7 separate regions of the Homo sapiens genome follow, and all the other regions are linked to region 1. The links are chromatin loops, found by intact Hi-C in ENCODE. Cell type or tissue: endothelial cell of umbilical vein. All regions are shown on one strand.

Region 1 (4,000 bases):
AGGTAAAGGAGAAGTAGTTCTCTTGTGATCACAAAACGGCAGAGCTCTGTAAGAAGTTGACCCTTAGTGCAGTGCTCTTCTATTAATGCAATCAGGTGCCTGAGCAGGATTGGCCAAACCTGACCTTGGGGGCCCATTCTGGGTTGCCTGGACAACAAGCTAGCCAGAAACAGCAGCTCTTACTCTTAGCAGGAAAGGGCTCTTCCTCACACAGGGGACTGCAATACCTTACTACCTGAGTTCTCCAGGTGTGCACAGCCAGCATTCCCTGACAACTGCAAAGTGCAGGCCCCTAAGAGCCTGATGCCTGAGGATGACCAGCCCACCCCATCCTCCTCAAGGCTCTTCTTACCCTTGCCCTGTCAAAAGAGACCTACATGGGCTGAGCACCAGGTGGCTCACACCCGTAATCCCAACACTTTGGGAGGCCAAGGCGGGCGGATCACTTGAAGTCAGGAGTTCGAGACCAGCCTGGGCAACGTGATGAAACACTGTCTCTACTAAAAAACAACAACAACAACAATTAGCTGGGCATGGTGGTGGGCACCTGTAATCCCAGCTATGCGGGAAGCTGAGGCAGGAGAATCACTTGAACCCAGGAGGCGGAGGTTGCAGTAAGCTGAGATGGCACCATTGCATTCCAGCCTGGGTGACAGAGCAAGACTCAGTCTTAAAAAAAAAAAAAAAAAAAAGAAAGAAAGAAAGAAAGGAGACCTACATGAGGCAGGATGGAGGGCAGAGCTGTGGAGGATGGAATGGTCACTGGAACACAGAATCCCACTGCAAGTCCTACAGCTTCTCTAGGGGACACCTAGAAAACCGGGGGGGGCCTTGCTTTCTTTTTGCTACGCTTGGCCTGATGTAAGCTTTGCCCAGTTACATGTATTCTTAGCCCACTTTGTGTGATCTTTTGAAATGTGTTCCCAACCCTGACACCTGACAGGTGGAGATCCATCTGAGACCTACCTGGCAAGGCACACACTTAACCTCTGACCTTTAATTTTCTAATTGCAGACTAGAATTTTATCTGCTTCTAACTACTTAATAGGTTTCCAGAGAAAAATCGACGTGTGCTTTACTTATGGGCGAGGTCCTTGAAATTAAAGCATTTTATAATTCGGAGCATTCGGGTTTTGTGCCTTCATACAAGAAGCTCACTTGGCGAAAAAGTATCACCTCATTCTCTTGCTAATTCTGGGCTTATCGCACATTCAGTGTTCCATAAAGCTTGACTTGAAAGCTTTCATTTCAAACCCAATTCATATGAATTAGTGTACTACTCAAAATGTCAGGCTGCTAATAGGACATACATAGCAACTGGAAATTGAAATAAGTGCATTTTAATAGAGCTCAGAATTAGGATTTCCTCTATCTGTTTGACGTAGTATCACAATTATAATTGAACATAATTTTTTTTTCTGTTGGCATTTAATGATCCTCTATCTAGAATTATCAATCATCCCGAATTCATTATACCATTTTTCAGCGGTAAAATGGAAAAAAAGAAAGAAATTCAAAGCTTTTTAATTATGGTATGAACATGGAAAATCATGTCACCTAATACAGATTAAGGGAGAAAATGGATGGATCTAAGATTACTCAATTGATCATTCTATCGAGTAACCAGTGAGATCCCATGTAATTATGGCATTACATAATAGTTATTTTCATTATGTTTAATTTTATATGAGAAAAGTTTTATGTTACCTTTTAATCTCTAAAATATAGTCTAGTTAATTATTGACAATTATTACTTTTTGAGCTTTTGATAAAAGTGAATTTCTTCTCCAACCCAAATGCAATATTTATGAATGCTTGGCTGCCCTTAATATCAGTTTTTCAAAAAGTTGTGGACATTTTAAAGTAATTACTGCTCTTCACTTTAGCTTTAGTTGAACACCTGGGTCTGACTTGAGGGCTCCAAACATAAAATAAAATAGTACAAAAGTCAGAACTGCTGTCAAAAAACAATTAGAAAGCATTGTATTCTGGGCCATGAGGAAGTTAGATTATTCAGTTTCTAATTCCTGTCAGGCACAGATTCTAATATGAATGTGGACATTTCCTTATTATCGTAGATTTCCTAGACATAACCCTATTGTCAGTGATAGAATTCTTCCAGGCTGTTCCTATTTCTGTTTATAACCAGAAGAGGGCAGTCAGGTTCCATGATTCAGAGATAATTGCCACTGCCTCAGAAAGTAAGATTTCCAATAAATCTCAATGATTGGAATTACGTTTTCCTTTAATAGTATTAAAGGGCGTTTATAATTACCTGAAGAGTTTTCTGCTTTTATTAAAAACCTTACAACCTTGGTGAGATGGACACTTTCTTCAAAAGAGATGAAATGAAGGTATATATTTATTTGGATTATTTCTCCCTTGAACATGTTATTTCTGTTCCTATCAGCCTTCTTCAACATTTAGCTGGCACATGAGGGAGGGAGAAAATCTTATCATGTAGATAGTCCTCCTAATTTATAACTTTGTGGCATTTTATAAGTAAAAAGATATCTATTGTACAAGGCAAAGAACATTCATCAGCACTTCAGTTTCAAATCAAGAAGAGAGAGAGAATTAGAAAAAAAAAAGATTCACAGCAATTGAAAAACAGATATCTGCCAGAGGAACTTAAAATTCCAAAACACTTCTAGCAACACTTACTTACCATGAGAAAAAAATAATTACACTTCTAAAATAAAACTTTGAGTAAAACAATGTTAGAAGAATGTGATGTATTTTTTTCCTCCTGAGATCTCTTCTATAAGCAGTTGAAAGAAAATAAACATAAAGCTGAACACAAAATACAACAAACATTTCTGCTACCTTTTTCTCTTCTTTATTAGTAATAAAACCAGAGACTAGAAACCCCCTAATTTACTGAAAATAGAAAAACAGATATATCGGAATGAAAGCTTGAGTATTCAAAAAATAAATTATTTTTAAAGGGCCAGCCTTAATTTTAACATATAAGAAAAAGTTAATTTCAGGACGTAATTTCAATAAAACGATAGCCACAAGAGTTAACCATAATTCAGGCTACTTATTCTTGTTTGTATTTGAAATGTTCCCTCTGTGTTAATAGTGCTTCTAATGCTATTTCTAGGTGATTGTGCAGGGAATCAGTACTGTCTGATGCGGACAAATATGTGTATACTTGTGTTTATATGTAAACTATATATATATACGTATGTGTCATATGGCTGTGTACATTTCTATCAGCTACCTGCCTACAAAATAGCTCTCTCATGGTTATGGAATTCACCAGCCCCGCATGCACTCCTCTTGAGGCCTGTGGATTAACCAGGAATCCAGGTGATTTTCTATTTGATCCATGCCTCCAGCCCCTGGCCCACCGTTCCTGTAGATGCTGCCTCCAGAAAGAGCTGCCTCTGAAAGTGACCTTGCTCAGCAAATGCCTATTGGCTTACACAGAAGTAGCAATGCCTTTCCCAGAAGAGGCGCTGCAACTGGTGCTGCTGTAAAGATGGGTATGGGATCTGGGGTGGGAGGGAAGAGAGAGGAGGGAAGCAGCTTGCCAAGTCGCTTGGGCTACTTATAAACAAACTCAGCCATTGTTTCCCAAACCCTTTACAGTGGAGAGGGGAGCTGGACACACACTGTGTCCTGGACTCTATTTATGTTCTGTGCTTGGGGAGAGCTGCTTTTAAGAGACTGATTCGGTTTGGAAGATGATTTCCATCAGCTACTTTTAAAAGATACGTGCTATTTCAGCACAAAGCTGAAGCCCCTGTTAGAGCTGCACTAGGGATTAGGAAACGGCGTGTATTTTAATGCCTTATGAATAGGAGTAGCTGATAAAAGAGGCTCTTGTTACCACTGCTACATTTAAATGTGAAAAGCAGCTGCTTCTAGGGAGGAGGGGGTAGGGGAGAGGAGAAGAGATATATTATTTTCATAGGGATTTAATTTTCAGACTACACTGAAACCATAGAATACCAATGGCCATTCTCTTATCGGCAGCTCTCTAATCGTACTG
Region 2 (4,000 bases), 510 kb after region 1:
ACCCAGTGGGAGTGCTCAGTCTAAATTCTGCACAGCCATGTCAACAACCAAATTCCTAAGAATTTCTTCCTCATTGTCCCAGTGAGGCCGCAGCAGGATCAGCTACTGGCTGGGCTTTTTGGACACCACCCACCCCCGGCAATTTACAGCTAGCAAAGAGCTGTAGATGGAGTGACAGCTGCCCATGCCAACACAGTCACACAGGACAGGGCAGCTTTCCTACACCTGACTGGGCCTCAGCCTCATGGACAGGAGTGACATTACAGAACGTGCAAGGTCTCCAAACAGCCCTTCTCCTCCAGGTCACATTGTCACCTTTTTTGCTTGTGCCAAAGTCCTTCCCAGATGTCTATGCAACGGAAGTAAAATTTATACTCGTGGAGCCTTAAAATGCTGACATTCCATGTTTACAGGGATTGTTTACTCAGAAAATTAATCAGTTACGGTTTTAAATTTTAATTAAATAATGTTTTCCGGTGTTATTGCAAAACAGGCAAAAGCCCATAAAATGTATGTTTGACTGCTGTTGTGTGTTGTCTTTGGATCAAGGCACAGTCTTGAGATCAATCATGCATGATATTTTTGTGAACTTTTAACAGGACAAACTTTCACATAAATTTGGTTCATTAAAATATGTCCATCAAAATAAAAGTCATTCTGAGAAACTCTCTGGAATTTCCTTTTTCTTTCTAATCGGCAACAAATGATTTTGTACTTGTCCTGTAAATAAAAATATGGGAGGGAGGTAAGCAGACACTCAGTTGTGCAATAGACTGCTCTTTGCCAATGAACCAGAAGTAACTTCATAGGAAGTTATCCATTCCACTCACATATTGGTCAAGAGAGAATTATTGGTTCAGTGAACATTGGCATGGTGAAAATATTTTGGTTCCAGATGGTGATGTGTGCGAGGCATATTCTTAAGCTTTCTCGCATATTTTTCCATTTTATTTCTTCTTTACCTTGTTTTATTTATCTGATTATAAAACAAATATGTGATTCTGATACAAACAAGGAGAAAACTACATGAATTAAGAGATTTAATAACCTCCCTCTTAATAAATATGATTAACACATCTCTATTTTTGTCAGTGCATCTACTAACATCATTTATGTATTTATTTGCATAAAACTGTTACAAATGCCAAATAGCTCACCAAATGTGCATAATCTTTGTCCACGGAGGCTCAAAATCTAGTCCTAAAACTACTGATAATAGTTACTATAATATCTCAAGTTAAAAGAATATATACTAGCCAGGAAAATTTGCAAAATCTTAAAACCAAATTGATTTATCACAGAATATTTACCAGTATAAAAAGTATAATATTACATCTGTTTTATGTTATATATTGCTTAATGACTCTATTTTTAATTTAGTTTTCTTATGTTTTCTTTTTTGTTTTCGTTTTGTTGTTGTTGTTTGAGATGGGGGTCTTACTTTGTTGCCTAGACTGTAGTACAGAGGCATGATTATAGCTCACTGCAGCATCAAACTGCTGGGCTCAAGGAATCCTCCTGCCTCAGCCTCTCAAGTAGTTAGAGCTATAGGTGTTTGTCACCATACTTGGCTAATTTTTTTAACTTTTTTTTTTTTTTTTTGTAGAGATAAGGTCTCACTATGTTGCCCAGGCTGGTCTTGACCTACTGGCCTCAAGGAATCTTCCTTCCTCAGACTCCCAAAGCACTGGGATTATAGGCATGAACCACCATGCCTAGCCCTTTTTAAGGATTTCGCAGTGTATCCTAGAGCTCTTCTAAGGGCAGTACACATAGCACAACGTCATTCCTTTTCAATATAACCTATAATACCATTGGATGAGTCCTCTAGTCATGTCTCTACCTTTTGAAAAACAAATCTTTTCACATTGGCTACTGAGTCATTTGGACATGACCCTGGCAGTCTTTTATAATCTCCTTGATATCTGGTATAACAATATGTTCTAACACCATTTTGTATATTTCCTATGCCAGTCATGTAATCAGCCATTTCTCACATTGAAAAATAAATCTTTTCACATTGGCTGCTGAGTCATTTGAACATAACCTTGGCAGTCTTTCATAGTCTCTTTGATATCTGGTATAACCATATGTTCTAACATCATCTTGTATATTTCCTACTCCAGTTGTGTAATCAGCCGTTTCTCCAAGATGAGCTGGTTCCTTCTAGTAGGGAATTGTACTAAGAGACTGCAATCTGGGAGCTAGGAGTGCTCATTGTTACTGGGTTGATCATTGTGTCTGTTTAGTGGAAAAATTAATAAAATGTTTTGTTTATAGGATAAAATACATTAGGAGTTCTTATTAATACTTCCTATTCAAATTCAGGACTATGAGATTATTAGTGAACCTCGTGTACTCTGTTTCACACCAAGACTTGTGATTTTTAAGATCAGTAAGGATGACAGGATTAGAATATCACTTACTTGTTCTCTTTATTCCACATTACCCCCTAGATCTGTCTCAAAACAGTAATATTAACATGACCACCAAAAATATGATTAGTACTAACAGTTAACATCTTTTTGTAATGCGGTCCTTTTTGTCCTTAAGTTGTTCTCTAGAGGTGTGTGCAAATTTTGTATTTTAACAAAAATATATTCTTACTGGATTATTACGTAATCTGGCAATATGTATTAAGCTTCTTCTAAAAAGACCTCCATATCCATTAATCCAGGAATTATACTTCTAAAACTTTAAAGCAACAATAAAAAAATCTGGACAAAACTTTATTTTCAACAAAAATTTCCTATTTATTAGAGGGAAAAAATAGATGTAGCCTTCTGTCCAAAAATACAAAAGTACTTAATTAAATTGTAATGATTCATCCCTTAGAATATTATGCATGTGTTACAAATAAGTGAGAATAAATAACCAATAGAACAAAATGATGTAAGCATTTTTGTAGAAGAGGAAGAAAAGCAGCAGAAGAATGACAAATGTAAAGATATGAAAATCCCCAAATTACCACTGGAGAGCACTAAAGAACAATCTGAGAATGTTAGACGAAGCCAGGGAGGGGCAGGGATAGGGGTGGGGAGGATCAGGGGAGCTGCGGCTACCCATTCAAACATAATGGGCTAAGGTCTGAGCTAGTTGAAGATGTCTAAGCGATAAAATATTTTTCTTTTTAAATTTTAAACTTTTTATTGAGAAGTAATTTCGAATGCACAGAAAAGTTAGAAGAATTAATACAAAGAACACCCATATACCCTTTAGCCACACTGCCCATTCTTTACATTGTATATTATGTTTATCCCATTTGCTCTTTTTCTTTGTCCATGTTTGTGTATGTAGGTATATCTCTATATGTACCCATTCACAAAATATATATTTTATTTTTTTTCTGAACCATTTGAAGGTAAGTTACATACTTTATGGTGAATAACCTCTAAGTTGCTTGGTGTGTTTTTCTTAAGAATGGAGATATTATATCTAACTATAGTATAGTTATCAAATTCAGTAAATTTTACACTGTTTATTTTATTTAATCAATTATCCATATTCAAATTTTTTCAATTGACCTTATTAATATTACTTATAACATGTTTTCCCTTCAGTGCAGGATCCAGATAAAGGTCAGGTATTGCATCGATCTGCCGGAGCTCTTCATATTCCTTTAATCTGTAAATTCCGTTATCTTGTGTATTGTATGCCATTAACATTTTGAAAAATACAGTCTTTGCCCTTTTTGATAGAAAGGGCCTCATTTTGGATTTTTCTGATGTTCCGTTATGATTATATTCAGGTTAGATATTTTAGGACAGCAGTATGTAAGAGATGTGCTTTCTCATGGTATCACATCTGAGGAAACCAATATCCATTTGTTCCCCATTGGTAATATTAGTTTACATTATCTGTTCAACCAGCTATTTGATTTCTCCACTTTAAAATTATTCTATATATAGTCAACTTAAAGTAGTCTGTGGGGAGCCATTTTAAAAATCAGGTAAATATTCTGATCCTTAACAAAATGTTACCTCTGATTTAGCAACAATTG
Region 3 (4,000 bases), 170 kb after region 1:
TAAATTTATGTCTGCCTCAAACTCCTGTTTCTACTATATATTCGTAGCCTCTCAGTTTGGATATCTTACACTATCTTGCTATTTCCCAAGTATTTACTCCAAATAAAGAACAGAATACAATATAAAGTCAACCAATATTCCCTAAGCAAGAGATGCAGTAGCAGCAGTTTCACAAAGACTATCTCATTTATTCCTTTAATAATCCTGGGCAGGAAATTATTAGCAGTCCCATTTTATAGCTAAGAAAACTGAGGCTCTGAGGATTAAGTAACTTGCTTGGGCCACAATCTGTAAGTGGCACTATCAGGACTTGAATAGTGATCTGGCACTAATTCTGGAGCTCTTCCTACCTCCAATTTTTTATTAGTTAATAAAAATAATTCAGAGAGACAATAAGTGCCTTGCATTAGCATACCACAGTCATAACCCCTCAGGTAGTGCTCCATATATGTAATGAACAAATTAATGGATTTACCTCCTACATCTGATTGTGAACTAAAATTGTCACTAATTTTTTTTTCCTGCCTTTCCTTCCTGTTTTCCCTTTGATTTGTGATACACATAACTGGAAAGCCTGTTAAAAGATAATTTTCAAAAAACGATAAAATCATGACTCTCATACAGATACAAATATGAAGACATATTAAAGAATGTCTGTTACTGCTATAATACGAAGGAAAGAGGCAGATATCATAACCAGTTCAAAGGAAAAGTCAAAAGAACATAAATGTATATGGAATATACATAAATGTATAAAAGAATGTTGAGATGAATTGTAAATGGAGACGAAACTTTTCCACCAGGGAGGTGGTGGTGTTCGGTTAACTATATCCTAGAAAGGACACTGCTATCAGTTACCTATAATTTACAGAGTTACCAAATAGCTCAAAGACGGTGAACAAACAGGGCTAGAACTGGGCAGCCAGACAGGTGTGCTATAGATGATGAATATTTTTCCATTGAGACATTTGTATTTTAAAAGGCCCTTACTGTAGTAGAGAAGCTCATTTAGAGTATTACATGCAGTAGATGATAGACAGGTTGTTTGAAATAAACATAATAGGACTAGTCCAATATATAATAGATGTATGAATGAATGGGATGTTCTTTTCTATGCTATTTCCGTATTCTGTGTAAATGATCAGTAACGAACATCCTTGTAGAGCTGGCAAACACACAGAAGCAGCCAACATAGAGAGAATGGGCTTGAAATGCTGCTACCCTGAAGAAAAAAAAATACACATATATCAGCTCATCCTGGTTCCGGCCTGGGGCATGGGTGGGGGGTAAAGGATTAGAGTCCCTTGGTCCTGGTCTGCCATACATAAAGAGTCTCAAATTTATACTGAAAACGTCAGTGACCTCCAAATGAGGTTACACGGTCTCAGCTATACACTCAACGGAATGAAGAAAGAAAAAACACATCACGCAACTTTCAACATGTGTCTCATTTCCAACCACAATTGCTTGGAATTTAAAGCTGGCATTTTTAAAAATCCTGCTAGTAAATAGCAAAATTATATTTATGTGTGTCCCTCGTGTATGTATATTAAGCACATTAATTTGTACAACATGACACTTCTTGCTTCCACATTTCATTTTTCTTTTTGTAACTTATTAACCAGGAGGCTCATAAACGCAAGTGGCCTTGACTCTCCCAGAACTGAGAGGACCTGCCCTGGCCCGAAGCCAAAGGCATTTTCCCCAGCAAATAGCTGGACTTAGGATCCGTTTAACAAAGCTCCTTTAAAAGTCCTTTGGAGTGCGCCGGCCGGTGACACCCAAGAGGCGACCCCTCCGCCCTTCCGCTTTTGGAGGGTGGGCGGCCGGGGGTGGGGGTCACAGTGGCCAGCGTCCCCGGAGGGCGCCGGCTTCCAGGTGCGGGTGGGGCTGCGCGCCCCGCCGGGCCCGGAGAACTTTCACTGGGCGTCCGCGGCGCGCAGACAATGGGCCGGGGAAGCGCCTTATCGCGGCGCGCAGGCCTTCCCCGAGCGCGGCGGGAGGCGGCGGCGCTTCCGCGGGCCCAGGGCCGCCAGTCCCCCGTCCCCCGGTCGCCCGCCGCCCCCTGGCCAGGCCCCGCCGCCGCCGCCCGCTGCTTCCTCCCGCTCTTCCTCCCTGCGACCTCGCGGCCTCCTGGCGAGGCGCGGCCGGCGGAAAAGCTTGGTGGGGTGGCCGCGGCAGCGACACGCGCGGCCGGCCCCGGGAAAACAAAGGGGGGATGTGTGTGGCCAAGAGTCCGGAAATGGGGCGCCGGTGGGGGCCGGGGCGGCGCAGCTCTGCCTCCTGGAGCCTATTGTTTGCCGGGTGCACATGCACACGCGCTTAACAAGAAATTAACACATCCTGCCGCCGCTTATCTATCCATCGATGGCCAAACAGACGGCGCAGTCACTTTGCACGGAGAGGGCTTTTAATGTAATGACCAGGCCGGAGAAGAATATCTCAAGCCCTTCGTAGAAGTTCCTCTTTGTTTCCGTACGGCCCTTGATACCATTTGTGATTCTCAAGCTACTATGACAGCTTCTTAAAAAATGTATTACTTTTTTTTGGTAGGGGGCGTCTTTGAATTTCTTAAAAGGGGGCATTCTGAAGATCCCTTGCCTAACAGATTTTTTTTTCGTCTTTTTGGTACTAATTCTAAAATGATGTAGTTTTATAGTGTGCCAGGCACTATTCTAAGAGTTTCAACTGTATGAACTCTTTACGCTCCTTAACAACCCTGTGAGTTCCGTGGTATTTTTATCTTCATTTTCTAGATGAGGAAAGGAGGACATAAAAGAAACCACGCTGGTAGAGAGGTAGTAAATGAGGCAGCCCAGATCAGAATCCTGGCTTGCCAGCTTGAGTCCATACTCTGAAATGAGGCCTTCCAACTTATTTTTTCACCTCTGGGTTGCCATGATTTGGGTTTTAATTTAATTTTTTTTTGATCACTGAAGTGCAGGACGTTTGTCTAGCCCTTGCTGTTCCTGAACGGGTTATCTAGGGAAGCTTGTAACCGAGCCGAATTTCATAGATCAGAGGAGCAAATGACTTCATTACGCATATGCTTTGCTGTATTAATGACTGTCTGCACGATTTAGGATTTAGGCTGTCTCTGGGTTTTTGATGAAGGGCTGTGGAATTGAAGTGGAATTTGTCGTTTCTATGAAAGGGACATGTTGTCATGTCTATGGCAAGTATTCAAGCAAAATGAGCACCAATAAATTTGAAACCGATTAATCAACCTGGACAATAAGCCAGAATTTCCATTTTCTGGAAATTTTCATCCAAGTTGGGTGAATGTGGCCTAAATTACCCTTTAATGAATGATTGGGTCTCTTTTGTGTAAAGCTGGGCCCTGTGTGCTGTTCTAGAGAAATGCCAACCCAATCTCCTACATTATTCAAACCCCCCGCCCCCCAACCCCAGCAGGTGAGGTCACCCCAGTTAACTCATGCTGAATTCTCAGTAAGGTCCAAATGCTCTTTGGGGACAGAGGATGCACGGATGAATAAGACACTCTTCGTACCTAAAGCAGTAACTCACTGAAAGACAATGACCAATAACTAAAATTCGATTTGATAAGTGCTATATAATATGGGGGAAGAATACACATGAGAAATCTCATATGTGTACTTTCACCTTGGGGTCAGATTACTACAGAGAGGTTCAAATGTTGGCTGGGCGTGGTGGCTCATGCCTGTAATACCAGCACTTTGGGAGGCCGAGGTGGGTGGATCATTTGAAGTCAGGAGTTCCACACCAGGCTGGCCAACATGGTGAAACCACATTTCTACAAAACATACAAAAATTAGCCAGGTTGTTGTGGCGTGTGCCTGTGATCCTAGCATCCGGTGGAGGCTGAGGCATGAGAATCACTTGAACCCGGGAGGTGGAGGTTTCAGTGAGCCGAGATCCCACCACTGCACTCCAGCCTGGGCAACAGAGTGAGACTCTGTCTCAAAAAGAAAAAAAAAAAAGGAGAGGTTTAAATGCTTCGAAACACTCTTGTCTTTTA
Region 4 (4,000 bases), 120 kb after region 1:
GACAAGGAAAGTTGAAAAAAAAAAGTCAAGGTTAAAACCATCTTAGAGAACAATAACCAATAGCCAGTAATTAGGAATTTGTTAGATAACAGAGGACTTGGAGGAAAAAAAAATGCAAGGAATAAACAGGACTGGTGACAGGGAAACATGGAGAAAAACACTAACCTTACCATGGGAACAGGACCGTGGAAATGCTGGCTGTCTTTGAAGGAAAGACCATCGTTTACTGGAGCACTCGCTTCTTTCTCCACATGTCGTGTTTGCACATCCAGTCATTCCAGCTCTTAAAGAAGTAGAATTTTACCTTCCTTATGATGAACCCTCAACAATTGTTACTTGTACAGTGTAGGCTCTTAATTTGTTTTTTTTTGATGGATTGGAAGAAGGAAGAAAGAGGAGAGGAAAAAGTTGTGTCAAGAAAGATGGGCTGATTTAACGTGAAAGTCACAAAAAACAGGCTTAAGAATTGAGATTTCAGATGTTAATTAGAAGGGAAGTGGTGATGTTAAGGAATCTTACATCAATGGTAGAGGTATGAGTGAGTCTGTAAGGTAATCAGAGAAAAGAACAAGCTACAGCAGATATTGATGACTCATTCTGGTAGTGAAAACAATAGAAAAATAGACTAGCAATTAGAAAAGCTCATAGACGAAAATTGCAGTTTTCTTTTTATTTCTAGTAAAAAGGAAATATGGATGTAATTAATAGCAGAAATCTGGAGAGAGGAGGATACTTAAGAAATTATAAAGGGACAATTTCATACCACAGATCGTTTTAGAAAAGAAGAGAACCACCAATTTCTCTAAGACAGAAAATAATTCAAAGATCTTTCTCTCTGATAGATTCAGAAAGAAAGAGAGCTGTTTGGTGGTTAAAAAAAGAAGAGATGTATTCATATAAAGTCTAATACATTCAGTGAAGAATTATGTGGTGATTGTGGTTCATAGGTACTTATTAAAGTGTTATGGATTAGCATAAGTAGAAGTTATTAATTGATTGAGGTACATTACTTGGAAACAGTGCCAACTCATGTCTTTGAAGCTCAGGCTGAAACACGCAGCCCGGGTTCTGAAGAGCTGTCCTGTGCATTACCAATTGGCTATTGCCCAATAAAACATTGTAAAACCAATAGCTGTCATAACCCTCCATCATAATTTCAATCAAAAATCATGGTAGCTTTTGGGAGTGAAAACAATGTAAGCTGGATTAGTAGTAGTAGTGATCAGTCAGACACATTTAACATGGTTTTGGTTAACTGGTAGTGTTAATAAACAAGTCTGTAGTCCTTAGTCACTTGGCAAAATACAGTTTGACAAAGATATTCATCTTCTATTGATTCTGAATATAAGTTTCATGCAAATATAGTGACCTGGGTAGTAAGAAGTCATCATATGCGGGGAAGCTGGGCAGAGAGGGAAGTTGGTTGTTTCTCTCTGACCAAGCACAAGGAGGTGGCTATGGAAGTGAGGATCGGGAAGGTACAATAAGGCCAGAGTTAAACTTCAACTCAATCAAGACAAAGAACAGTGGGAAGGTGCCATTTGTCCACATGGGCAAAAAGACCATTATCTTGGAATCAGGATCTCAGATGGGAAGCTGACATAAAGCTTAGGGCTCTATGCAAAAAGCTTGTGGGCTAGAAATCAGACTCCTAAAGCACTGACTCATAATTGCAGGCAGCAAGAGCACTGCAAGGCACCTCTATAGCAGACCTAAGACTTGAGCAACGATAATGCCAACAAAAATAGTACCTTAGATGAGCACAGTGCTTCATGCTTATAAACGCCTGTCATATACACTATATCATTCCATACTCTTATAACAAAGCCAGAGAGTTAGATGACTCATATCCACAAAGTGAATTTGGCAGATAAAATCAGGACCTGGGGCTTCCATTTTATTCATTCATTAATCCACTTACTCAATCAATTTAATTTTGCTCAACCTTATACCTAAGGGCTTGGTAACCCTGGGGCACCTGTATCTGAGTGCTGGCTGAGTTCCCAGGTAAGAAGCAAATAGGTACACTTGGGAAGTGGGAGCAGGGGACATTAGGTGTCAAGGACTAAGGCAATTCCTGGTATGCTTGTGTTTCCACCTCATTTATGTAGGCTTATATCTTTTTAAACTTATGAGCAGTTTTTAAGATTTGGTAAATCCTACAGCTGGATAATAAACTCGAGCATATAAATTTATGATTTGGATACTTTTAGCTTTATGAATGTATTAGTGTAGGTTAGAAATTCATGTGGAAAAAAAAAAACTACCAGATGAATTCTCCTCTACCCCTTTCTATAAAACCATGTAAAATGGAAAGAACTGTCCACTAATTTCCTGTAAGTTACATAAAATTGTCTGTTGTTGTTATAATTCTGTAGGCATCACACTACCCTAGTAAAATGATGTATGGAGCAATCGTCTGGTAGGGGCTGATGGGATGTAAATGAAACTAATTAAGGAAATGTCAAACATAATTAATAAAACAGGTTTAAGTTGCAAAAGCCCTGTCAGTGGAATGAATGGGGAAGAGCACCGCTTGCCCATTGTTGGGTGCACTCTCTCCCCTCTTGCCTCTGCTCTCCAGGCTTTATTTAGCACTGTTCAATTAGATCCTGGAAAGCTACTTGAAGCTCACTTTTCTACCTCACCTTCTCTTAGCTTGATCCCACAGAGAGGGAGGAATATAAATTTGCCTGTCGGCTTGCAGCTTGGAAAAAATTAATTGCCAACTCCTCGTCTTTTCCAAGTACTACAGGACATTAACATAACCAATTTGCTTGAACTCCTCACTGACTGCCTAATAGAGCATCTGACCAGCTGATAAAACCAGGGTGTTGCTGATGCTACCTTGTTATTATTAGCATTTGCATAATATCCAAATATTACAGTGGCATGATCCAAGGGCTCCATTTATTATTGATAAGAACAAAAAAGCGGGGGGGTGGGAGTCATTGAAAATAACAAAGCGGGTGAGTGACCTATAATTGTGGCAAGCAAATTAAGGTATGCGGTAGAGTCAGTTACATTTGCCTAGGAGTAATGATGCCCAAGACCTTTTTCTTCCCCGGGGACTGGAAAAATAATGGATTCCCTTGCAGCTGCAGATGGGGTAGGAGAATGCTGTCATCAGGACATGTTTACATAAGTTAGGCCGAGCGTGTGGCTGTGAGCCCTGCCTGTAGTGTTTGAGTCAGCTCCAATCATTTCAGCCACTGAAGCATAAGTCACTCAGAAACCCACTGGTTTCCGGGAGGGGTGGGTCACAGGAGCAGGAGCCAGGGAGAAGATCCTTGTTTGAAAGTCAACAACTGCATTTGCAAGGAGCGTTTCAAGCCCCTTCAGTTCGCAGACAAGGGTGATAACCTTGAAAATCAGAGGCCAATCAGCTTTTAAGTGAAAAGATAAAGATGAAATGTGGTTTCTGTTAACTTACAGACCTCCTGGCATCCTCACTCTGGGGTATTTCAATTCAGTTCATGTATGCACGCACACACACAGGCACACACACAGACAGAGCTGTGCAGGTATTTAATGTTGTTTAACAAATGTTAATTGAGCATCTACACTTACTGCACCTAGTACCGGGACAAAGAAGAATAAGATGTAGTTCACATTCTCAAGAATCTTAAAAAGTCAATTTTGAATTCAAATGAATTAAAACAAACACGTAGAGATTTTATTGGTAAGCAAATTTCTCTCCACAAAAGCCATTTATGACAGACACATTGAGGCTTGATATGTATCCGCTATATTCAGAAGTCTAATTTCAAAAAATAACATTAATTAAGCAAACACTGGTAATAGCACGAAAGGTATGTGTTTGCTTTCAGTGAAATGTTAATAGTCATTATTTGTTCTACTTAGTAAAGAAATCACAGGAGCCTATCATGTTATGCCAGAGAAGCAAGCAGGTGCTCGAATGCTAAGTGGGTCAGGCCAAGTGGACACAGACTCAGCTTGCAGAGGAGGCCATTGGCCACATTTAAGATGGTAATGGATC
Region 5 (4,000 bases), 63 kb before region 1:
TCCCAGGACCTCTCTTGTCTCTCCACCCTCTCATCTGTGAGCTCTCCTGCCACCCTTCATCGGTCACTGGCCCATCGTTTTAGTCTTTTGCCTCATCAAGGAGAACCCGCGATCTGTTTTGCCCACGTAGGTAAAATGCGTTGAGAAATGTGCCTTGAGCTGTGGCAAAGGCTCGCGAGTGGTAAGGGGATACGGGTCTTGCCCAGCTCTGCCATTCAGGCCTGGGACCTTGAACAGGCACTCAGTCTCCCTTGGCTCCATTTCTTCCTCCATAACATGCTTCTGTTGAGCCAGATGACATCTCCAGTCCCTCTGAGCCCTAAGGGCACATGGTCCTATGTCTTTTTGAGTTTTCATTCCCAGTCTCCCACAGGAAACAACACAGCGAAGTCGACAACCTTGAGGTAACTTATTAGTTAACTGTGACTGCCCTACCCTTAGAAGAAATGGCACTTCATCAAAGAGGGGAATAGAGTCAACTCCTGTGGAAAATGTTCTGAATGGTGTGCTCATGAATTTCGATCTTTGACTGGAAGCCAATATGAGTGAACAGCTTCAGGACAAGCCTCTTACATTAATCACCTCATGACTTTAACTGAGAAATTGATGAATTGAATTGAATGTATACCTGGGTTCCCGGGCAGCAAAGGTGCTGATGGAACTGGTCTTCTCACCATTTTCTTTGAAAGAGAAAGGAAATTGCACATGGTCCATGCTCACATCCAGGAGACAAGTATTACATTGCTCCTGAAATGGAACCATTCCTCTCTGATCATTGCTTTTCTCCATGGTTATTTCTTAAACATAACTTTGTTTATATGTAACCCCAAATCAAAGAAAACTAAAACACCTCATGGAAAACAAAATTGCCTAAGTATAACACAAGAACAATTTGCTTTTCACTGCATGCAGGGTTGCTTCTCTGCCCTGGCTGGTTGTGAGATACTTCCAGGGAACATGTTTCAGGGTATGAGAATGAGGCCAGTGGCTGCTGATGTTAAAAGGACATGGCATCTGCACTAGGTTGGAGAGGGGGCTGGTTGCACAAATTAAAGTCAAACACATCACAGTCTGATCAGCAGACATGGGCTTGAGTGTGTTGTCTAGGTTTTTTCTTTTCTTTCCTTTTCTTTTTTACTACCTCCCAGTAACAGTGAGGCAATTAAAAAAAAAAAAAAAGACAACTCCATTTGTCTCCTATCATCATTTCTTCTCACCTTCCCTCATCTTGGTTCCTCACTCTATTTATCTGGGAACACAAATTACAATTGAATATGGGAGAAAATTTAAATATAGGTAGCTATTTAATCTGTCTTTGACTCATTCTGGATAACAGAAATTTTCACCCAAATGGAGCTGGAGAATATAAACCCACTGAGGAAAAAAAAAAAAGGCAAGTGTATCGCGTTTGGAACAAAATTAGGTCTCTTACTGCCAAAAATCAGAAAAATATGTTGGGTTTTTTAAAAGACAGATTTAGAATTTGATACAGACACCATTTCGTGTGCTGGAGGATTCCTCTCAATGGGTGAGTTCACCCATGAAGAGCTTTAATTACTTGATATTTTAAAAGAGTTCCCTATTATACAAGAGAGAGAGGAGAGACATTTGTGTGGGAGAAGCCTAAAGCTGTTTGTAGGAGGCAGAGAGTTTAAAAGGTAACATCTTTAATGAACAAATTTTCATTCCCACAGTAAGAAGCTGTTTTTGAAATCTTCCATGGCCTGCTACCAGGGCAGGGGGAATAGCTCCATGAGAAAGCAGGGTTGTGAGTCAAGCTTACACAACCAGTAACCACTTGTTTAAACCAAGCCAAATGACAAACCCCATCAAATTCTGTTTTCGTGGTTTTATTATTATTTTCTCACATTAATTTGTCCTAGAGAACACCGTGCGAAGGTCTCACAGCCCTGGTACAAGGAGGAGCTACCACAAAAACTCAGAGGGGCTGAAGTGGCTTCCTGCTCTCCTTCCGGCCTGACACTTCCTTTGTTCCTATAATCTCAAAACAGCTGTTTCCTCTGGAACCACAAACCCCAGCTGGCGGCCTCTCTACCTCCTGGATCCTGCTGCACATAATGTACATCAAATCTGAATGTTGATATGAAATCTTCTTCTTTTTCCCATCCTCCTCCCTCCCAAGCTCCCCGCCGCCCTCCTCTCATCCTGTATTTATGTTGGCCTTCACTGGGAAGGGGAGGGGAGGAACAGTTAGAAAAAAAGTGATACAAGCATTTCAGATCTTCCAAATGGCAAAGCGAATTATCGAAAATATTTAGAATCTCAGGTATCTCAGGTTGGGAAACATGTTTCCAGAAACCTCCTTTGTGAGACAGAAATTGACAGTCAGCCTTACTTTTTGTTTGCTTGTAAAAATCAGTACCTTTTAATAAACAATATATTAGTTATCTGTAGCAGAAACTGGGCTCTAATTTCACATAGGAGATGCAATGAGCTGTGCATGGTAGTTTTCCCTTGAAAACCATACGATTTTACTAATCGATGTCTTCATTGAAACTTTTGGGTAAAAAAATAAGGAAAAGGCTAGGTTCCACTCAGGAAAAGGTACTAACAAGTTTGGAAGAAACGATACAGAGAAGAAAATAATTGGAGAAAATGCAAGGCTGTATTTGAATCACTGCAAAACGATGGCTTGTTTATCATAGTCCTTAATGTGTTGATGGAATGAGGGGTAAGAAAAAGTCAAAGGGCCTGTGTATTAGGGAATAGAAGGTGGGGGAATGAGGCAATGAAGGCCCATGGGTGGAGGTATACTAGGGTTCTTCAGAGGAACAGAACGAATACGAGATAGATAAGTAAATAGAAAGACAGATAGGAAGAGATTTACTACAGGAATTGGTTCGCATGGTTATGGGGGTCGAGAAGTCCCATGATCTGCCATTTGTAAGATGGAGAACCAGGAAAGTTGGTGGTAAAATTCAGTCCAATTCCAAAGGAAAGTTGGTGGTATAATTCAAAGTCCCCCGTGAGAATCAGGGGGCAGATAGTGTAATTTGTGGTCTGAATCTGAAAGCTGGCAAACTGTAAATGCTGATATCTGAGGGTATAAAAAGATGGATGTTCCAGCTCAAGCAAAAGGCTCAAATTTGTCTGTCTTCTGCCTTTTTGTTCTATTCAGTCCCTCAAAGGTTTGGAGAAGTCTCATCCATGTGGGGGAGGGTCATCTCCTTACTCAGTTTGCCAATTCGAATCCTGATTTCTCTCAAAAACACTCTTACAGACACACCCAGAAAAAATGTTTTACCAGCTGTCTGGGCATTCCTTCACCAGGTCGACACATAAAATAAACCATCACGGGAGGGATGCCGTGTGGGTGAGCTGGGAAAGGAAGTCAAGACGATGGGAAATGACTTGACTAAAAACCTGGAAGGGAAAGCACAAGCTTTGGATTTGGGACAAACCTTAGAATTCATGAGTGCTGCCCTATTAACCAGAGCGCACAGCGAATTCCAGAGAAGGACATGCTCCAGGTCACTGAGGGCCCAGGAGCAGGCAGGAATAGAGGCAGGGCTAGTGCCCTGTCTCTCCTCCAGCATGCCCTTCTGCCTCTGGCGTTTTCCTCTCTGAAGTTTATGTGGGTGATTCTTATGTGGTGTAATGGTTAGAGGCCCGCACTTGAGAGGCAAAAGATCTTAGCTCTTATACTTATTATCCATATGATCTAAGGCAAGCTATTCTAAACTCTACGTGCCTCAGATTTTCTAACAATAAACAAGAAATAAATTGCATCTGACTCCTTCGGCTATGGTGATGATAATCAAGTACTTAACCTAATAGCTGCACAAAGACAACTCAAAAAATGTTTGCTTTATTATAATAATACTACAAACTATTATTATTATTAAAAAGGATATATTTAGGTTGGTAGAAGACTGACTTAGCTACAGTTAATATATTCCCTGAAAAAAATGCAAAGACATGAAATTAAGCAAATAAAGATATCAAAGTGATATTAAAGAGCAATTGAGAACAGATAAGG
Region 6 (4,000 bases), 85 kb before region 1:
GTATCAGTTTCTTCATCTGTAAGATGGGGATAATAACAGTACAAGGCACACAGAGGTACTGTGGGGAGTAAATGAAATAATGTATGTAAAGTGCTTAGAGTACTAATGAACACATATATAAGTATTAGACATTCTTATTTTTATATTATATTAAAATAATTACATGGAATAGCTACATGTGAGAAATCCCCTCTATGCAATTTAGCTCTACAGTTCAGAGGGGAAAGAGCGCTTCCAAATACAATAACCTTGGAGGTTGCATTTGGATTAACTTTTGGCATGATGAAAGGATTTTGACAACTGGAGGTAGTAATATTTGTAGCAACAACATCCTCTCTTTCTTTAGTCCTTATTTTATGTCACGTGCTCTGCTGAGTCTTTTATATTCATTTTCTCATTTAATACTTGCAAGAATTCTATGAGGTCAAGACTTTCTGAGCACTTTCAACTGAGTCAGTGTTCTCTCTGCCCAAGACTGCCTCACTAATAAGCGGCAGGATAGAGTTAGCTCCAGGTCTGCTACATCTCCAAATCCATTAGCTCCTGGGCAGACCATAAGGTGGAGAGGTGCAGGCGAGATCTGAAGTGAAGTTGACTTCCCAGTGGTTGTACAGATGCTCTTGGCTAACTTGGAGCAGGATGAGAAATCCACTTTAGCACATGCGGTGTGCCTGTTGGGAAGTGTAAGAGAAAAGAGCTGAGAGCTGGGGTGGGCCAGAACCTGAACTTAAAGAATCTTCAAGGCCAGGCTAGAAAGTTTGCATGTTAGTTGGTACTGAATAGAAAACCATTGCAATTCGGGGATTGGGAATAAGCAAGTATGTTTGCCAGACACAGTTATATGATAATTGAAAAAGAGCTTGAATGACCTATAGTTCGGTCATACTTACATTTTAGAAATGGACAATTTAGGATTAAATCCCCCTATAATCTTATATTGTTGGAACTATAGGGTTATTTTTATCTGTCCTGGGAGAGGCTGTTTGGAATTTTAGATGAGTTAAGCAAAAAGGTGCTAGGGAAATGTGAAATTTTAAAATGCCAATTGGTTATATTGAATTACTTGCCTTTGGCTCTTCATTTCTACCTTTTTCACTAATTCAAATGCATGTACCACCTAGGGAAGCATTTTGAAAATGCAGCCAGCCATTCTTTCATGATAGCATGAGCTACGGCACTTCTATAGTGCCCAAAGAAAATTATACTCTGAACGTGGAATTTAACTCTAAATGGAGACCTCCTTATGATCCAGAAAGATCTATCTACAATGCTTTTTCTTGAATATGTAAGCGCCTGAACCTCTCTTCACTGTCATCCGGAAAGTTATATTAGGATGTAAGGGATTTCTGCTCCTCTTTTCTGTTCTAAATTAATCTTACCGTACACCAGGAGCAGGGCGAGTAAGTGGCAGGAGACAGGGACCCATTCTCCAGCTATTTCAGCAAAGCGTGCTGCAAAAGAGAATTCTTAGTTATAGCACTTGTGGTTTAGTTATTGTTTTAATGAGCCTTTGCTGTGTAACCACAGCACCATTATGACCCGGCCACACCACAAGAAAAGGAAGTTCCCGTAAGCCGCCTCCTCACTCATCTTTTCATGTTGCTGGAAGTCAGCTCCTCTTAGCGGTGTGCAGCTTGGGCTTCCGGAGTTGGCTGGGTCTTTGTGCTTATCAGCGATACCCTCCTGTCTCCCATCCCTCCCTCTCCCTCTTCCTTCTTCCTCCAAACTGCCAGGCCTGAAGTATCAAGGAGAGAAGGCGAAAGGGAGTGTAATGAATCACATGTCTCGGGCCCGAACGGTTGTGGAAAGAAATGCTGGGCAGGAAAAGGCAGCACGCCACTGGGATGAGAGGGCCCCCTTTCTCCTCCTGCCTTTGTCTGTCTTAAATAGAAACAGATATTTTTCACATGACTTTCCCAAGAGACCACAGTTATTAAGAAAGTGCCAATAGTATATTTAAGAAAAATCGCACTCAGTGAGGAAGTGTGTGTGTGAATTGGTATGAAACTGTACAGTGGGATTTCATGCACTTTTGGGAAAATTTGTTCTTTGAATTAGGAGAATGAGCTGGATATTCCAAAATAGAAAACAGGGATTCCAGAGCCCCAGGTTTTCTGTCACTTTTGATACACCAGCAGGTGACTTTTAATGACTCGTTCCGTGGTACCTGACTCTGGTCTTCCCATGTGAGCACACGGCTGTGTGGTATAAACTTGACCCCTCCACTCTGCTTGGTTCTGCGTCATGGTGAAAAACGTGGCTTTCAGAGTTCTATGAACCTGAATTTAAATCCCAGTCTCACCATTCTCTAATGGTGTGATATGGGTACAAAGTCAGTAATTTATGAGCCTCAGTTTTCTCAGGTGTACAACAGGGAGCTTCATACCTGCGGCATTAAAATTTTGTGGCGATTAAATAAAACAACATGTGTAAAGTACCAGGTACATAGTAGGGGCTTAATCAATAATAACTGTTCTCGTCCTCCCATTTCTTCCTCCTTTTCTTCCCCTTCTTTCTCTGTTCTCTTTCTCCTTCTCCTCCTCCTGTTTTGGTAATTCTGGGAGCTGTGGAGCATAACACTGTTTCTGCGTCCTGCCATGAGGAGGTCTTGGCCAAATGTAATCTTCCTGGGCATAGCCATATGCACATAGCATCAGCTTTCCAGTAAGAGCTTCTCAGATGAACTCAGAGGTCCGTGTATATCCCTAATGGGAAAAGAGGCTGGAAATACAGTGCTGGTCTGATTCTTTGACAGTTTCCCAATTCCTAGGGCTCCAGCCATACCGAGTCTCCTTGCCTGTACACGGGCAGCAGGTGGAGGCTCAGAGGATAGTAGGCTACACACTTCTTTGAAATACTGTAATTTAGAATGTAGAAGTGAAACATACGCCACTAACCATCATGATACCTTTTTTGTCTGTGTACTAAAAACTAGAATGTTTTAGAAAGAAATATTACAGTAGGAAGGTTAGGTTTAAATCAATTTGAGGCAGAAAAAAAATGAGGAACCTCTTCTTTCTTTCAACAAAGATCCACTGTACACCACTCATGTACCAGGCAGTGGTGAAGTAGTGAAAAACAAGATAGCCATGGCCTCTGCTTCCATATCTGTGGTCCTTAAAGATGGCCAAGAATTTTCTTGATGCTCTGGGCTGGCTCTGTGACTGCTTTGGTCAACAGCGATGTGGTATCAGTATATTAGTCTCCTGGAGCTACCATAGCAAAATACCATAGACATGGGGGCCTTAAAAACAATATTAATTGTCTCACAGTTCTGGAGGTGGCAAGTCCAAGATAAGGTGTTGGCTGAGTTGGTCCCTTCTGAGGCTCTGAAAGAGACTCTGTCCAATGCCTCTCCGCACATCCTGATGGTTTGCTGGCCATCTTTGGCTTGTAGATGCATCATTCCATCTCGGCCTTGATCTCTGCATGGCATTCTCCTTGTGAGTCTTTGTATTGTCTTCTCTTTGTGCACATTTGTGTCTCTGTCACAATGTACCCTTTGTATTAAGGACACTAGTTACGTCGGATGAGGCCTCACCCTAATGACTACCTCTTAACTTGACTATATTTACAAAGATACTATTTCCAAATAAGGTCATGCTTTGAGGTACTGGTAGTTAGGATTCCAATATGTCTTTTCAAGGGGACACAATTCACTCCTAACAGTCAGACCAGCCCTTAAGAGATTGATGACTTCTTCTTCTTGTCTTGAACACTCGCATTTGCAAATTAGCCACCCTGTTTTGAGGAAGCCAAAGGGCTTCATGGGGAGGCCCATTTGGAGAGGACCTGAGGCCCTCTGGCCAACAGCCCCACCTCAGTTCCCAGCAAGGACTGCCAGCTGTGTGAGTGAGTTATCTTGGAATAGATAACTCACTTCCAGACCTCAGTGGAGCTAACACAGCTGCCCTGTGTATAACAGTCATGTGCTACTGCTAATGAGCCTGACCCAAATTGCATATTTGTGAGCAAAGCAAATGTCTGTTATTGTTTTCAG
Region 7 (4,000 bases), 260 kb before region 1:
TTTCTAAGCTGTCATTTTTATTAGTCTCTCTGGCTGATCTTTTGGGGCTCCCCATCAGGTGGCATGTGCTCGCCATTGTCTGGCTGTGCTTGGCAAGCGGAGGGCCCTTTTATTGCTGTGTGATGTGGGCGTGCTTGCTGGGGTAGCCTGTAATTAGACCCACCACAGGTGACAGTTACTAGAGAGCCCAGTAATCGTTCTAGCTGCCTGATCTGATGTTTATGGAGAGAAGCCTTCTTTGTGGTCTGGTCAGGGTTTACTACAGCGTGTTGTACTTTTGCCATTTGATTTATGATTTAGAAAGGTGTGTTTTGTTACTGCTCCCTTTATCTAGGGGTTGTGTCATTGGCTTTTTAAATAACAGATGTGTTTTAGAGGGAGATTTTTATTATAAAGCCTGATCATCCCCATCTCACGTATACAAAAAAAAAGATTTTGATATTTAATCAAAATCAGGTTCAATATGTAATCATCTAAGCCTTGCTCTTGCACAGTGTTTACTGACTGTTCTAGTCTCCCTGGGATTCTCTTATTACCTAAATCCATATTGGTTTTGGCCTTTTAAAATGACTTTTCTATTGCTTCCCAAGCTCTTTAAAATTTCTGTTTTAATTCATTGTCTGGGATGCTTCATTTTGTCAAGGAAAAAACCCAAAACAAAACAGAAATATACTTGTGGGCCCCATTGGTGTTAGGCAAGACCCAACAGCTGTTGTTTTTAATATAGGAAAGATGGAGCCACAGAATGAGGTAGGAGGGGCTTTCATGGTCAGTCTGAGGGGAAGAAGAAAGCTGCAGGCTTCAGAAAGTGATTTTCCCAAGGCCTCCTCATTTGTTTGAATAGAGGATTCTCAGTCCTACACTACTTTTACAATGCACGGCTTGTATAGTCATAAACTTTGAAATTACGGTTTTAGTTCTTGAGTACAAACTGCATATACACAGGATCCTTGGACTCTGCTTTTTTTTTTTTTAGGTACATTTTCCCTCAGGTCTTACATTTGAGTAAAAATAGTTTGTGAGTCTGTGGAGTTGCTATTCAGAGTGGTAACATGCCGTAGGGAGATGTAAATCTGTATTGCTACCTCGTGCTCACTTGACTGACTCTTCCGTTGGAACAGGTGAATTTTCCTCATCAAAATGTTGTGTCCATGGTGATGAGAGTAATGAAGATGATAACGATGATCACAATGATGACAAGGATGATGATGATGATGAACGGTGTTTTTGTGTTTGGGAGGTGTTTAAGTTTTGACTTCTGCTCTAAAACCTTGCTCTTTATTAGGCTTTAGCGATGCTGTTAGTGAAGCCTTGTCTTACATTGTCTTCTCTTTAAGGAATAGAGTATTGCTTCTTCAGCTAAGTATGCCTTTGTTAATAGCCACATTTCTTCTGCTCTGGGTTAAGCTAGGTACATGCAATTATAAACATTTTGTGTCCCATAGCAAGAGCAGTTTTCCTTGGAAATCACCGAGACCCTCAATTTTTTTTGCAAGGAAACTTTTATAGGCTAATTCATTACCCCCATCCCCAAATTCTACTTTTCACAATAGGAAAATGCATAGTGTGTTTAGCTGTGAAAAAAAATTAGCCGACTGTGGCCTCATTAACTGCACCTCTTTCGGCAAATTTGATTTTGCATTTCATTGGCGATTTTTACATTTTTGATAATCTACATGTTTTCAAAAAATTGATTTCCTGGAAATTTAATCAAAAACAGGGTTGGGGAATAAGAGGAGGGAGAGAAAAAAGGAAAAGGAAAGAAAAATAACAAATAGCTTGGCAATCGCTTGAGTTTACTTAAAGATAGTCCTGCAGGTGGCGATAGAAACTCATAAATGATAAAATCCTAAGGTAAATTTCTGTGGGCTACTTCTTGGGGATTTTAATTTCAGCAATTTATTTTTAATTTGATACAATCGTCTATAAGCAGAAATTATTACATTAGTAAAAAAAATTCAAATTTTCATGTTGTGTACTTTTCTGTTTTTATAATAATTTTCTTGAATATTCTGTAGCACATTCTTCCTTATGCAGAAGAAATAAGATCCAGATTACTGCCCAGTTGGTACAGATTTCATTAGGAAAATAACCATTTTAAGGCTTCTTTTTTTTTTAATTTCATTTTTACGTTCTTTAACCTGCAGCTAAAATTTGATGCTTATGTCATTGGCTAGGTTTCACTTCTATAAAGGCCTTTGCTCTTGGGTGTGACATGGCTTGCTTAGGCATGACGCTGAGTGTGTGTGTGTGTGTGTGTGTGTTCACAGAGACATTCCTTCATATCATAGTATCAAATCTAGTTGCTTCCAGAGGCCATTTCCTCCCTTAGTTAGGTGTTTCAAGTTAGTTTTAATGTGACTAGGATCACAAATTTCTTGAAAGCTATTTTATCTAGGGATAAAAACAAAACATAAATATGTATATTTTTAACATTAGACAATACATAGTGAATATGATAACATTTTTTCAATTCTTTTAGTTATTTTGGGCATGAGGCATTGTCAAAGCAAAGTGAAAGCATTTGGAAGACAGGAGATCTTTCTTTTCTGCTAGTTAAGGTTCAAGAGTTTTTAAATTGCTTTTTGTGACTATATATATTCATTTATGGTTTTTTAAGTTTGAATCTGAAAATGCAAACTCTAAAGGATAAAACTAATTTTCAACTTTCCTATTTTCTTGTAGTCTCATTTAGAAAACCTTTGCAGTGTACATTTTCAAGGTGGAGCTGCCTTGATTCTAAGAAAATGTAATTATTTTGGTTTAAACACTTTAGGCTTTAGATGTTGAGTGTCATCAACAGATAACTGTGATGGTCTTGAGCAAATTATGTGAATTGCAGTCTCTGCCTTTCTTCTGAACATTTCCCTAAGTCTTATGGTAAAGTTCAAACCAGTAATGTCTTATATGCTGTACCCTTGGATCCAGAATTTTTTTTATGATATAATAGAAGAGGCAGAAAAAGAAAGAAAAGAAACCTCTGGCCTTCTTATATTCTGTTTCAATTGTTCTTCCAATTACTCATGAGGGAGAGGAGTGGAATGCAAGTCAGACACTCTGAAAACCTATTTTGCAGCCTTCATATAAAAAATATTCAGTTCTCTGCTCTGTTAGCAGCTGACCAAAATCTAATCCGTTAAAAAATACATCGTGGTAAGCAGTTCTTGAAAATGTTTATAATAAATGGTAAAAGCCAAGCTTCCACTGTGAGATTAGCAGTTGGAACAGGACGTGTTCATCAGGAAATAGGTTATTGCCTGACTAGTGTGTCCTGCAGAGTAACCTGCAGGATAGATGAAGATTTAAAAGCTTGCAGTGCAAGGATTTTATTTGATTTTCCCCCTTTGCTTTCTTTTGCATATTCCAGTGTTGTTTATCACTCATGGTATTTTTCCCAATGACTCTCTTATGAAGTTCATTTTACAAACAAAAAGTGTGGCATGTTTTGGGGGTTGGTTCCATTCACGCCCCATGATCATCTAATGACCTATGGGTATTAATGTTGCTAATACACTTTTTTACATTACAGACTTCGTAGCTTAAAGATAAATGTGAAAGAATATTTTCCAGAGATCTGGACCTACCACCAGCTTCCATCTTAAAGATACAGGAAGTGCTGCAGAGAATTATGGTGTCTTTCCTGCTTTTTGCTTGACTGCAGTCCAGCCTGAGAGTCAGTGGACAGTAGTGCTCATGAATAATGCCTTCTATGTGGATGATACCTACAGTAACACAGGAGTGACTAAGAGATCAAATACACTGGCTAAAAAGCCTTAGGGAAGCATTATGTGTCTGAGGTCTGATCTATTGTCTGGGAGGTCGCAGAGTGTTAATGCACTCTGCAAAGATTACACTCCCTCTCTAATTGCTCAGACACTTCCTTAAAGGATTTAAACAGTCAGGAAAGGTGACGCTCCTTGTCAATTTTTGTCTTCTGCCTGCAGTTGAAGTTTATCTGTCTTTCCACTGAGACCACTAGATCAAGTAACCTAGACGGTGT

The links. Hi-C counts contacts between places; a loop is a spot of excess contacts. Peaks named below come from ENCODE experiments on the same cell type or tissue, not always from the same donor. Only the 100,000 strongest peaks of a DNase experiment are listed, where the experiment ranks them.
Region 2: it touches region 1 in a loop (15-fold over the local background); 3 of 110 quality-filtered maps call a loop at or near these places.
Region 3: a loop joins it to region 1, with 10 times the contacts of the local background. A loop is called at or near these places in 17 of 110 quality-filtered maps.
Region 4: a loop joins it to region 1, with 2.1 times the contacts of the local background. A loop is called at or near these places in 3 of 110 quality-filtered maps.
Region 5: a loop joins it to region 1, with 4 times the contacts of the local background. A loop is called at or near these places in 3 of 110 quality-filtered maps.
Region 6: a loop joins it to region 1, with 7 times the contacts of the local background. A loop is called at or near these places in 7 of 110 quality-filtered maps.
Region 7: it touches region 1 in a loop (4-fold over the local background); 11 of 110 quality-filtered maps call a loop at or near these places.

Annotation. Positions count from the first base shown.
Region 1 is chr15:94,668,480-94,672,479 of GRCh38, forward strand. No RefSeq gene overlaps it. Among named protein-coding and RNA genes, the nearest start is that of LINC02852, 81 kb to the left of the region's middle. In endothelial cell of umbilical vein, CTCF peaks have their summits at 2,134 (motif pointing right) and 3,458; DNase peaks (open chromatin) are centred at 2,172 and 3,512; H3K27ac peaks cover 2,219 bases.
Region 2 is chr15:95,174,393-95,178,392 of GRCh38, forward strand. No RefSeq gene overlaps it. Among named protein-coding and RNA genes, the nearest start is that of LETR1, 150 kb to the right of the region's middle. In endothelial cell of umbilical vein, no CTCF peak of the experiment used is centred here; DNase peaks (open chromatin) are centred at 629, 1,999 and 2,959; H3K27ac peaks cover 2,830 bases.
Region 3 is chr15:94,843,008-94,847,007 of GRCh38, forward strand. No RefSeq gene overlaps it. Among named protein-coding and RNA genes, the nearest start is that of LINC02852, 260 kb to the left of the region's middle. In endothelial cell of umbilical vein, no CTCF peak of the experiment used is centred here; DNase peaks (open chromatin) are centred at 1,634 and 2,244; H3K27ac peaks cover 3,787 bases.
Region 4 is chr15:94,790,642-94,794,641 of GRCh38, forward strand. It overlaps LOC105370988 (a long non-coding RNA gene), which reads right to left and starts at 528. Exons shown (of 3, transcript XR_932644.3): 1 at 166-528. In endothelial cell of umbilical vein, no CTCF peak of the experiment used is centred here; a DNase peak (open chromatin) is centred at 1,770; H3K27ac peaks cover 754 bases.
Region 5 is chr15:94,605,472-94,609,471 of GRCh38, forward strand. No RefSeq gene overlaps it. Among named protein-coding and RNA genes, the nearest start is that of LINC02852, 18 kb to the left of the region's middle. In endothelial cell of umbilical vein, no CTCF peak of the experiment used is centred here; a DNase peak (open chromatin) is centred at 1,960; H3K27ac peaks cover 2,875 bases.
Region 6 is chr15:94,583,375-94,587,374 of GRCh38, forward strand. LINC02852 (long intergenic non-protein coding RNA 2852) reads right to left here. Exons shown (of 3, transcript XR_932641.4): 2 at 1,380-1,451; 3 at 138-671. Among named protein-coding and RNA genes, the nearest start is that of LINC02852, 3.9 kb to the right of the region's middle. In endothelial cell of umbilical vein, no CTCF peak of the experiment used is centred here; a DNase peak (open chromatin) is centred at 1,737; H3K27ac peaks cover 1,979 bases.
Region 7 is chr15:94,411,330-94,415,329 of GRCh38, forward strand. All of the region lies in intron 17 of MCTP2 (multiple C2 and transmembrane domain containing 2), which reads left to right. Among named protein-coding and RNA genes, the nearest start is that of LINC02852, 180 kb to the right of the region's middle. In endothelial cell of umbilical vein, no CTCF peak of the experiment used is centred here; a DNase peak (open chromatin) is centred at 1,842.